Regions from separate parts of the Mus musculus genome. Here all the other regions are linked to region 1. The links are chromatin contacts, found by Hi-C or POLR2A ChIA-PET in ENCODE. All regions are on one chromosome and are shown on one strand. Each heading gives the region's core, a stretch centred on a gene start or an enhancer-like site at or near the end of the contact. The rest is flanking DNA. Distances are from core to core; before and after follow the strand shown. Region 1 holds the start of Copa (coatomer protein complex subunit alpha). Region 2 holds the start of Pex19 (peroxisomal biogenesis factor 19). Region 3 holds the start of Vangl2 (VANGL planar cell polarity 2).

What was found. A loop is a pair of places that touch in the nucleus more often than their neighbours do. ChIA-PET counts read pairs that join two places held with the same protein, here RNA polymerase II (POLR2A).
Region 2: a loop to region 1 is called in a map of heart, with 2.1 times the contacts of the local background. The contact joins the promoter of Pex19 here to the promoter of Copa in region 1. A Hi-C loop is called at or near these places in 2 of 37 maps with a recorded cell type or tissue (T-helper 2 cell and heart). POLR2A ChIA-PET finds 5 or more read pairs at or near these places in 3 of 5 experiments (Patski and embryonic stem cell).
Region 3: POLR2A ChIA-PET joins it to region 1 with 19 read pairs in Patski. The contact joins the promoter of Vangl2 here to the promoter of Copa in region 1. POLR2A ChIA-PET finds 5 or more read pairs at or near these places in 2 of 5 experiments (Patski and embryonic stem cell).

Annotation. Positions count from the first base shown.
Region 1 is chr1:172,079,852-172,083,928 of GRCm38, forward strand. Copa (coatomer protein complex subunit alpha) reads left to right here and starts at 2,678. Exons shown (of 33, transcript NM_009938.4): 1 at 2,678-3,098. The coding sequence starts at 3,059. It overlaps Ncstn (nicastrin), which reads right to left and starts at 2,898. Exons shown (of 17, transcript NM_021607.3): 1 at 2,750-2,898; 2 at 1,361-1,465. The coding sequence starts at 2,831.
Region 2 is chr1:172,125,074-172,128,958 of GRCm38, forward strand. Pex19 (peroxisomal biogenesis factor 19) reads left to right here and starts at 1,682. Exons shown (of 8, transcript NM_023041.3): 1 at 1,682-1,775; 2 at 3,558-3,667. The coding sequence starts at 1,706.
Region 3 is chr1:172,025,893-172,029,688 of GRCm38, forward strand. Vangl2 (VANGL planar cell polarity 2) reads right to left here and starts at 1,403. Exons shown (of 8, transcript NM_033509.4): 1 at 1,106-1,403.

The DNA.
Region 1 (4,077 bases), core at 1,428-3,927:
TTACCTATTGGGTCATTCCCCCAGCCCTCAGTTGGTTTAAGAAAATAAAAATAAAAAAGAATTTAAAGAATATTTTTGTGTATGAGTGTTTTGCCTGCATGTATATAATGTGCACACTGGTGCCTATATCAGTGGAGATTAGAAACATCAGATCTGGAACTGGAGTGATAGATGGAGGAGAGCTACCATGTGAGTGCTGGGAACCAAAAATCAGCCCTTTCCAAGAGCAGCAAGTGCTCTCTCAATCGCAGTGTCCTCTCTCCAGCCCTACTTAGCATGCCTTTGCTTCAACTAGTTTATCGCTCTTGAAGAGGCCGATTTGGGGGTTTGGGATACTAGCTTGATGGTAGGGATTCAATCAATAGCATCACAAAATAACAACAGCAAACAGTGGCCCATGTTTGGCACAAAACTCAGCAAACAGCACATGCTTGTAGTCCCAGAACTCAGCAGAGGGCCAAAGCCAGCCTGGGTTACCTAGCAAGTCTGTGTCTCAAAGGGGGGGAAAGGATCATTTTGGTTCAAAAGAGATCACTCAGAGGACACAGTGATGACTTGACCCCATAGACTACGAGACTTCTTTTACCTTAGAGAACTCTATGGTAAGATAGCTGAGAATCCCACCAGGTTCAGATCTGTACTGGCTGGTTTTATGTGTCAACTTGACACAGGCTGGGGTTATCACAGAGAAAGGAGCTTCAGTTGGAGAAGTGCCTCCATGAGATCCAGCTGTGGGGTATTTTCTCAATTAGTGATCAAGGGGGAAAGGCCCCTTGTGGGTGGGACCATCTCTGCGCTGACAGTCTTGGGTTCTATAAGAGAGCAGGCTGAGCAAGCCAGGGGAAGCAATCCAGTAAGTAACAATCCTCCATTGCCTCTGCATCAGCTCCTGCTTCCTGACCTGCTTGAGTTCCAGTCCTGACTTCCTTTGGTGATGAACAGCAATGTGGAAAGTGTAAGCTGAATAAACCCTTTCCTCCCCAACTTGCTTCTTGGTCATGATGTTTTGTCCAGGAATAGAAACCCTGACAAAGACAAGATCCTAGTTTGATTTCTTACTAGCATGATCCTGCTGGGAAAGTTAATCCATTTTTCTCAAGTTTTAGTTTCATCATTTGTACAGTGTTAATAACAAGGATTGTTGCAGAGGCAAAAATAAAATGCACACTTTAAAAGAGCATTTACTAAGTTTCAGCTCTTATTAATTATCTTGCCTGGTTTGACAGATGATAATCACCTTCTATACATACACTGTAATTTGAATGCCAAGACTCCTAAGCAGGATATGAGTATTTCTGAGTATCCAGGATACAAACTGAATTATTAATGACCACAAATACAAATTCCAATTCCAACTTACACTGGCAGCCAATCTGATGAGTGGCGTTGAGCAGGCGGACACAAGGAGCTGTTTTATTTAAGGGAATGTAGATTTTCCTCTCCACTGAGTTTCCCCCACACAATCCTGATCAGAAGATAAACAGTATTAGGAAAAAGTGAAAGATAATTTGGTATTAGCCTCTATCATCATCAGCTCGATTCATGGTTTCAGTAAAGCATTCACGATCATACTGTCTAACACAAGATTAATGATCATTCTTTTCACTTCTTGGCCACATTATTGGAACATAAGTATTGTAAAGAGGACCTAGCTGTGTATTTTAGAAAGTTATTAGACTCCATGATGATCGATTAATTATAAAGCTAAAAGGTGATTGTCAAAAGTCTTTGACTTCAGATGTGCCGGCGTCAAGTTTCAGGGCTAAACAAGTCTGCTTCTTTTAGCTTGCCTGTACATTACTAATTAGTTATCAAAAGAGCTCTGGTCTAAGAATATAGATTGCCAAAACCAAACAAAGAAAAGCACTAACAACAAAAACCACCTAAGAATCTGAACAGACCTAGGAGAAGAAACGTTATGCCACACACCTGGTCAGTTAATGAAATATCAGACCATTTGCCCACACACCTAGAGTATGGGACAGCTACAGTTCCTCCCTTGAAGCTAATCAAAAGCAATGTGAATGTTGAGAAAGACGGAGTCATGGCTATACAAGGAAATGGCTGCATTTCAGGGCTTACCTAGAAAGATATATATATATATCTTTGCTTAACTCTTAGTTGAACACACTATAAATAATTACAGGTGTGTTACTGATTGTACTTCATAATTTAAAGATCACTAAATAGACATTAGATTGGAAAAAAAGAAAATATTCATATACATTAAACGTCTAAGATTCCTTGAATCATTACTTCCCTCTTAACAGTTTAAAGCAGCTAAGCTAACGTTAGCCTCACTTTAGTAAGCTAAGAAAACAAGGAACACAAATTTAGGCTAGAACCAACAGGAGGAAACGGGGGCTCTCATTTTTTCAACGTCGCACAAAGACCACGAAACGAGACTGTTTTGATCTCAAACATACTAAACCGGAGGAAGGGGGCTGAGCTTTTCACACCTGTCCCTTTTGATGGCTGATGGGGTGGCTGGGCTTTAAACAGAGAACGAGGCATGCGAGAAAGGTTGAAGAGAATCAGGCTGGAAACCCAGAAAAGGGCTGGAGAGAACTAAGGAAATGCAGGTCCAGGCAAAGGAGGAACTTATGTCATGGGAACGAAAGACAAGAAGGATTTCCAGGGCGGGGGACAGAGGGGCAATCGGAACCAGAAGGGCATTGCCTGCACTAGCGATGGGCCGTTCCGGACGGCTCCTCTTAAAGACCAGAGCTCCGGGGTGGGGTGACCTCACCTGCCAGTACCACGGAAAAAGACAGAAGAAGAAGACCCCGACTTCCTGGGTCAGGCCCAGAGCCGCCCCTAGTCGTAGCCATCTTGCCTCTCCGCTGGGCGGAAGCCTCAGGTCCCTTCCAGACTCGTAGCGGCCTCTCTAGGCTTCCGCTAGCATCGTCTCTGTGGCCCAGCGCTCCAGAGACCGGAAGTCCTTGTCCGAGGAGCTTCCGGGAGCCGCGACCCGGGAGTAGCTGACGTGGAAGCCTTGGGAGTGCCACCGGGAGCGGCGGGACCCGCTAACCTGACCTAGGAGCCCGAGGCCTGAAGGATGCTAACCAAATTCGAGACGAAGAGCGCGCGGGTCAAAGGTAGTGGAGAAGAAACGGGAACAGCGGAGGTTGGGTGTTGGGGGTAGTGGTGCTGTCACTAAGGCAGGACTCGCTGACCGCGTCGGGCCTCCTGGAAGAACCCGGAGGAATAACCGAGGGAGCGGCTTAGGGTTAGTGGAGTAGTCTGCAGTCCGTGCTGCTTCGTATGTCCTGGAACTTATCGTGTCGTGGCTCGTTAACCTTAGGCCGGCTCCCTACTCCTTCCAGCCACCTCTTCTGGGGGGGTGTGCCAGCCCTTTCTGTTCTTAAGGCCTTATGACTTGGATGCTTTCTGATAACCAGGTTGTATGGAGTGTTTCTGGGGTTTGAGTCTCAGCTTCTGTCACTGGCTACTCCAGTAGCCCGTCTGCTCCATTTCCATGTCCAGTGCTTCCGCTGGACTATTTATTTATTTATTTATTTTTGGCCTATTTGGAGTGAGAGAATGGAGGCCTACTGCCCCACCAGGTCCCGAGCCTGGGTAAGATTGTCCGGTGAAATACAGATGCTTTGTGTTAGATTTGAATACCAGGTAAACAGCTAAATTTTTGGTGATAAGTCTTGAAAGACAAAGGCCTGAGATCACACTCTTTGAAAATGTCGATATTAGAAAAATTAAGTCTATGGAAATCTGATAAAAAATATATCTGGACTATTTCATGATATGCATTATAGTGAAGTGGTTCAGAATTTGTTTATTGGAGTCAGTCAGACTTGCTTAGGAATTCTGAAACGTCTACTAACAAGCCGCCTTAAGGTGTCTCCTTACTATCTCTAAATCTCTATATTCTTATCTTTAAAAATAAGGATAGTTAACACTTTCTTATAAAGAGAATTAAAATGAGAAAGTACATTAACTGTGTTTATAATAGTGCCTGGCAAGACTTAGTAATTCAGAAACTGGAGGTTCTTTAATGGAGGCTATATTCTGGGCAGTTTCTAAGTGTCATGGGAAATTTGATTATAAAGGGTGCCAGTA
Region 2 (3,885 bases), core at 432-2,931, 44 kb after region 1:
TCAAAAAGTATATATTTATAAGTATATCACTGTGTTTTTCCCCACCTTCCTTTTATACATGGCAGGAACATAATCTTTTTTTTTTTTTAATTCAAGACATTTTAAAGTTTTATATGTGTGTTGTGTGTTTAGGTTTTCCTCATAGTATCTGGGTTATTTATGCTGATTATCAGCATTGCTGCAATGAGTAAACTGGAACATACATTGTGTGTGTGTGTGGGGGGGGGGGAGTGTGCCTGACTGAGGAGGAAAAGCTGCTCCAAAGAGCACAGGACTTTAGTGTTTTCAGATTTAAGAGTTGCTTTCTTAAATATAATCCTCAAACTAAGACTGCTTTCTCAAAAATGTGTATATTACGGGAATATTTTCTTAAGTTTTATACATTCTTCCTTCAAGGTCAGGCAAGAATCTGGCACAGCAATTCACAGCCATAATTCGGATTCTTGGAAGGTTAAAGCAGAACAATTGGCTAAAGAGCAAGATGCTGTCTCAAAAAAAAAAAAAAAAGATATCATGGTGGTTAAAGAGATGGCTTAGCTGTTTAGAGCAAAGACTGTTCTTGCAGAGGACTCAGGTTAGTTCCCAGCACCCACATCTGGTGGCTGCCAACCACCTATTGCTCTAGCTCCAAAGGGATTTGCCACTTCTTGCCAGCTGAATAGAAAAGAGAGACAGGTGTGGTGGTACACGCATTTAATGCCACCACCCTCGAGGCAGAGTCAAGAGTATTTTTTTCGTTCAAGGCCAGCCTGGTCTACAGAGTTCCAGGAAAGCCAAGGCTACATACAGAACATTCTCGATAAAACAAAAACAAGACAATCCCCCCAACACACAAAGAAAACTGAAAGAAATGATTCAAAGAAAGAATGCTTGTTTTTTAATCTGCTTAAGTAACATCTGTGTTTCCAATTCTATCTCCAGTCAACCTCTACAGGTAGGACCATCCCTGATCCACTTGTAGATTTCACTGTGCTCAGCACGATTGTATACAACAGTAGATGCTCATTATACGCTAAAAATAAATTGGATGATCTTTGTTTATCTGTTTTGTGTATATGTCAAGGAGCATATTCGGAGGTCAGAGCCAGCACATGATAGACATCTCTCCTACCACGTGTGCTTTGAGGATGAAACCAAGGTTGCTTCAATTTGGCAATCCTGTCTCAAGCGAAAAATTGCTCGTTTAATAGCTTCGTATTTTAGCTGAGCCCTGTGCTGTAATCTCTGTCCTTGGGAGGTGGAGACAGTAGGATTAGAAAACCCTGCCTGAAAACAAAACCCAGATTAAAGATTCCAGGTTAAAGATGGGGCAAGCAAAACGCAATAAACCCTCCCACCCCTTCTGACCCGCCCCCACAATACAGCTGGGCCTCATGGGTCAAGTAGTTTGGAAGTGGAGACGGGGAAGGGAGACCCCGATTTCTGGACCAGCTTGAGCAATCTATCTAGTTCAAGGCAAACCGCTGTGGCTCTGTAGCTCCAGTAGCCGAGTGCTTGCTTAATACGTGCAAGAACCTAGGTTTGAGGCCCAACCCAAGAAAAAAAACAAAAACAAAAACAAACCCAGTCTCCTGTCCCTTTAAAAATGGCGGTCCTGCACGGTAGAACGATATTATTGGCTGCTCAAGTCATGGGGGCGGGGTTGGGGCGGGGCATGTGGTGGCGCCAGTGGTTCCACCTCCTACGGCAAGTCGGAGGCAGTAAGATGGCGGCTGCTGAGGAAGGTTGCGGTGTTGGGGTCGAAGACGACCGGGAACTGGAGGAGCTTCTGGAAAGTAAGAGTGCACGATGGGAAAGACCAGAAGTATCGGGGAGAGGATCCATCGTGGGGGTTAGAGGAACTTGAGGTTTCTGAGCGGGGCGGGAGAATCTCTTCAGTGGTCAGCGGGGGAGGTGGTCTGAGTTCGACCCCGGCCCTCTTTATTAGCTGGCTGTGTCCAAACCGCACATCTCCCTGCGAAGGGGAACACTAACCGTAAAGAGCTGTTTCACGAGCCCCTTACAAACTTCTCTTGCTTTCGATTGTCGGATTGTTGTTGAGGCAAGGCTCTCTCACTCGGTATCCCAGGCTGATCTGGAACTCGCGGCAGTCTTTCAGCCTCCGCCACTGGGAGTACAGAGATCACAGGCTGGACCCACCAGGATCGCCTTCTGTAAATTATTAAAATCGCCTCTCCTTTCAGTAGCAGGATTCACAGAACAAAATAATCTTTAAGCTCCAAAGGTCCATATGTCCATGATAGTATCTTTCTTAACCCGAAACGCCTTTTTACCGCACAGTCTTTCCTCATTCTTTTACCAGACCCTTAGTTCTTTCGTGCGAGTAGTCAAAGAAGTCTCCTTTTAAAATTAGTGTGATGTTGAGAGACTGTCTCGTGTAGTTTTAGGCTGACCTCACACTCATTGAGTACTGTAGAGTGGCCCTGAACTTGTGATTTTTCCAGTCCCTTCCTCCGCATTCTCGCATGGCACCACAATGCCTGACATCCCTTATTTATCCTTTGGAGAAAACAAAGTGAGCCAGCCCCAGGGGAAAAGGTCTCCTCTTCCTGAAAAGATGGTGGACCTTCATCTCTTTCTTGGCCTTGCACTCCACTCCCGTTTCCTGCGCCAGTGAGGCCAGTGCCCTTTCCCTAGTCCTGGCAGGCAGAGTGATGGTGACAACACAGGCTTTTCAGGGCAGAGGTGAACCTTTTATCTCTTGCTCAGTCACAGCGATATAAGCAGGTAGAAAATGAACAGATGAAGTGAGGAGTGCCCAGTGACTGGCCTGGCCCAGGCTTACTGCATATGAGGCCAAGGAGGCTATAGGTGCCTGTTAAGGGCGATCTAAATTGGAGCATTATTTAAGAGTTAATACCTTCTTGTCGAATGTATCCTAGTAGTCAGAACGGTGGAAAGCCGGGTGGTATATTCTGTGCTTCCTCAACAGACGATATTAGCTAAGGCCTCAGAGTGAATTCCAAGAAATAAGGCTCTCTCTCCCCTCTTCTTCATGTTAGATGAAATGTGTAGGTTTTTGTTTGTTTGGTTGGTTGGTTTGGTTTTTCAAGGCAGGGTTTCTCTGTGTAGCCTTGGCTGTCCTGGAACTCACTCTGTAGACCAGGCTGGCCTCGAACTCAGAAATCTGCCTGCCTCTGCCTCCTGAGTGCTGGGATTAAAGGCGTGCGCCACCACGACCCAGCAGGGTTTTTTTTTTTTTTTAAGGGAATTTTATAGTGTGCATATAGAGATTTCTTTGCACAGCTTTTATTTAATTCTCTCCTCCTAATTCTGAGATGAACACTGGTTCTGTGTAAAAGGGTTTCCTTCCCAACTGGTCACAACAAACTAGATGGTTCTCAAGGAAGGTGGGAAGCCTATTGGCCAGTAGTCCAGGCAGAAGAGACACCAGAAAAAGAGAGAGAAGTCCAGGAAAGCCAGCACTTTGTATCATTATTTTCCTAAGAGTTTGTTTCAAATCACACGGCTGTCTAGCCCTTTCCACCCTCAACATCGCCACCACGTCCGTCTCTTGTCTCCGAAGGTGCTCTTGATGATTTCTCTTGTCTCCGAAGGTGCTCTTGATGATTTCGACAAAGCCAAACCCTCCCCAGAACATGCTCCGACCATCTCGGCTCCCGACGCTTCAGGACCCCAGAAGAGAGCGCCAGGAGATACTGCCAAAGTATCAATTCCCCCACTTAAGGGAGAGGGAGGATGGCCATGCAGCTCAGAGCAGGGATGGGGGGCCCTCTGGGCCAGAGGGGTGGCTGAGAGGGTGCCTTTGCCTCACACTGCTGAGTGTTCTTCCAGGCCTCAGTTCCTATGAAACGAGGACCTGTGGTTTTACGGAGGGCTAACGAGGAAAGAGGAAAGAGCGGTTTTAAGTGGTTGGCTTTGTAT
Region 3 (3,796 bases), core at 153-2,652, 55 kb before region 1:
ACACTCACACCCCTTCCCACCACACAGGTGCATACACACCTACCCCATATATGCCTACCACCCATTCAGCTTTTATAAACCCACCTTCTCTAATACCTGCCCATCTCTTTCCCATAAGCCCCTCTCTCAGCACATACACACACAGACACACACCCCTTCCCTTGAGTATACACACAAATACATACCCAAATACACAGCAGATGTGTGTGGTCAGCTCTCTCTCTCTCTCTCTCTCTCTCACACACACACAGAGAGAGAGAGAGAGAGAGAGAGAGAGAGAGAGAGAGAGAGAGAGAGAGAAACATCTACACATCCAAACCCAGGGCCCACCTGCAGGAACACGCAGTACGTCAAAGCGTATATGCACACACACACACACACACACACACACACACACACACACATACACACACAAAACAAAGAATCATGCATACTGATCCCCCAACCAACCCTTTAAAACTCACTAATGCAGTGCTTAGGACCTTCGATGAGTAAATAGGACAAGGGACAAATATGATGTCGTTGGTTCCCCACACACACCCCAACACACATTCACCAGTATCGCCGCAAGTCCCATCCTTGGGCTACACACACACACTGCTGTGCGGGGCCATCTCTCAAGGATCCACTCTACCCCCTAAACACATACCTGCCCCTTCCTCCCCACACTCCAAAGGTGTGTATGCATCCCTACATACCTTCAGCTTCCAATACCTCCAGCCTCCGATCCTTCCACGGCCTCTCCCACCACCTCCAACACACGCTACCCAATCCCCGGCTTCAATGGGTTCCCTTGGGATCGTTCAGGCGCCCGCCCTGGGCCCCCCGGCCCAGGAAAGTCCCCGGCTCTTAAGGCCTGGGCTCCGCCCCTTCCCCATACGCCCCTTCCCCTCCCCAAAGTTGGGGTTACTCCGCTGTGCAGTGGAGGACAGACCGGAAGGGGGTGCCTCAAGCCCCCCTTCCCCCAGAAGCCATCCTGCTTTCTCCAGGGCCGGGCGCTCCCTGGTCTTTTGCATGGTTTCCTTCTTTTTTCTGTTGCTTTCTTTCTTTCTTTCCTTTTTTTTTTCCGCAAACTTTGCCCGCGCCCCCGCGGCCCGCCACTCACCCGCCACTGCGAACAGCCCGGTGGACTGGGCGCACGCCCCACTCCGCTCCGCGCCTTTGTATCCGCAGCGCACCCGGTCTTTCCGAACTCCGCGCTCCAGAACCGGCAGCGCGGGCGATGGGGGTTGACGAGGGGGGCTCCTGAGGTCGCTCACCCCGGCTCCGTCCCAGACCACTCGCCTGTTTCCCCCTCGAGGCCCCGGGGGCAGGGGGCCGGAGGGGACTGCAGGGCACTCAGGCTCCCATGGCGGGACCCAGAACCAAGCAATCGGGGATCAGGAATCAGATCTGGAGCCGGCGGCGGAGGGGGAGGGGACCAGAGGGGGAGGGGACCAGAAGGGGGCAGGGGGCGGGGAGAGAGCTCCCAGGTGCCGCCTCCCGGCTGTTCCCGCAGCCGCCGCCCCTCCCGCTGCTGCGTCCATTGTCTGCGGCCCGGCTCTTCCCCGAGTCGCGGCACCCCCAGCCCTGCGCCTGGCCATGCCCTGCGCCCTCTGGATCCTGGGAATCCGCTCCTGGCTTCCAGACCTGGCCAGGAAGGTGTGCTCGAAGCTGCCTCGGCTCTTGGCTTTGGTCCAGCCCGCAGCCCCTCTTGGAGCTGTCTTCTTCGACCCCCGATTGAAAACCTTTCCCCTAGGCCCTGATGTTGGCCATATTCTCTTCTTTAGAACCACAAACCTGGTCTCACAAACTCCAGTGGAATCTGAGACGTGGGGAAGATTGGTCCCCTCCGGCCTAGAACTGCGAAAAGGGTCATCCCTGATATTAATTAGTGACAAGAGACAGGCCCCTCTCCCATGTATACGGTATTTCCCTGACACCATACCCCTCCTTCTTCCAAAAATAATTTAATTACTCGGTGTTCTAGCTGTGAGCGAAGACCGCCTAGTCAGACTGGGACGCTCACTCATTAACACGTTTTCCTCCCCTCTGGTTTGAGTGTTGGGATTAATTACAAAGGGAATCCTGCCCTAGGGGAGAGGGGGAGGGGGAGAAGACGAGGGCCCGCGACTTGGGGCACCAGAGGAGAGGGGGGCCTTCTCCCAGGAAGCCTAGAGAGAGAGGAAAAAAAAAAAAAAACCCGGGTGGATGCGGAACTCCAAAACTTTTGGCTAATTTAGCTTTGCAGGTAGGACCCAGGGAATGTAGGCTAGAATAAAATATCTGGCACATTTAGGGCATTTCCAGTTCAGAGCACACTAAGAAACAAACCAGTTAGAGTTGCTAAAGTGCCTAGGAACCCAACAGGGACGAGCCCACCATAAAGTAGCTGTGGGAAGGCCAGGTTGCCCTCGGAGTGAATGAAAGCAAAAGTATTATTACATTATTACATTGCTGCTAGTACTATTTACCTTGTAACCTGCCACTTACCTAGAACAGTGCCGCTTCAAAAGCATCTTCGAACACGTTTCCACACCCCCACCATCTCCACCTTCCAATTCTGATACCTGCCCCTCCCAACCCTGTGATTAAGAAATCCCAGAGAAGGCGACTCCCAGTCTCTGTTCCTTTCTCTAATGGAGTCTTCCCTAAAACTCAGGCACATCTCTGTTATACATTCGAACCAGTCCCCAAATGAGGACAGATTGTCTTTGTCCGCATATGGCTGTTCAAAGGTGAAGAAGCTAAACAAACGCTGCTTCCCTTCAGCTCTGCCCAAACCCTTGTTTCTCTCCAGCCACTGTTCCCGCATATTAGCAAAGAACTTAGCGTTAAGACGACGTGAATGAAATACAGTCATAGTTTCAAGTACCACAGTCTCTGCAAACACAATGACCTTCCTTCACCTACGTCTGTCATGTGCCAGGCACTGGACTGCTCTGGGGGTCCTGTAACCACACCAGGAATGCAAGGAAAGAGCAGAACAGTGGAAGACAGTAAAAGGAGACAGAAAGACCTCAGAGTCCCCTTACCTGTCCAAAGCACACCTCCAGTGTTGAGCACTAGTCTATAACTTGACAGTGTTAGAACTGCCACATTACGTTGCGGGCAGGATCTCTTTTATGTTTAGTGTAAATTATATTCACATTCTGCCAGCTTGTTTCCCAGACCCGGAGACAGGCCCCAAAGAATTGGAAATGAGTTTCTGACGTCAGAATTACAAATGACTTTGTAGAGCGGGCCCCAGCTGAAGTTTGAGATGTAAGTCAAGATGTCACGAACGTACGTACGGGAGACTTCAGGATTGATGTCTGTTAAGTGTGAAACGGGAATACACTCAGTTCTTCCTCTCCTCCCAGAACCAGATGTAATTGAGAAGTTACATCTGCAAGGAGAGTACTGCCTTAAACAGGTGTCTGACATTAAATGTAATCATTCTAGTGCTTCCTATCCAACAACTCTCTGAACAAGCCTCCACTCTCGCCCTTAGAATGAATTTCACACATCTTCAAATCTCAGAGAGTAGTGAAGCCAAGACCCAAAGACAAGGGTCAGGCATTCAGGATCTGAAGGACTTAGCCTAATTCTTTAGGAAGAAGAAGAGCACCCAGGTAGGTGGCATCTAACCACAATTTTCCCTTTGAGGAAAACCTGCAGAGTCAGAGGGAGGTTGGAAACTAGGGAGGCCAGGAACCTGAAGGAATACATAGGGGGACAAATTGGACTTTGGGGGTTTATTTGTTTCATTCCATAGTCCAGATCTCTTCTGGTAGTAAGGCTAGTTTAGAATTTAAAACCCTCCTGTCAGGGATGG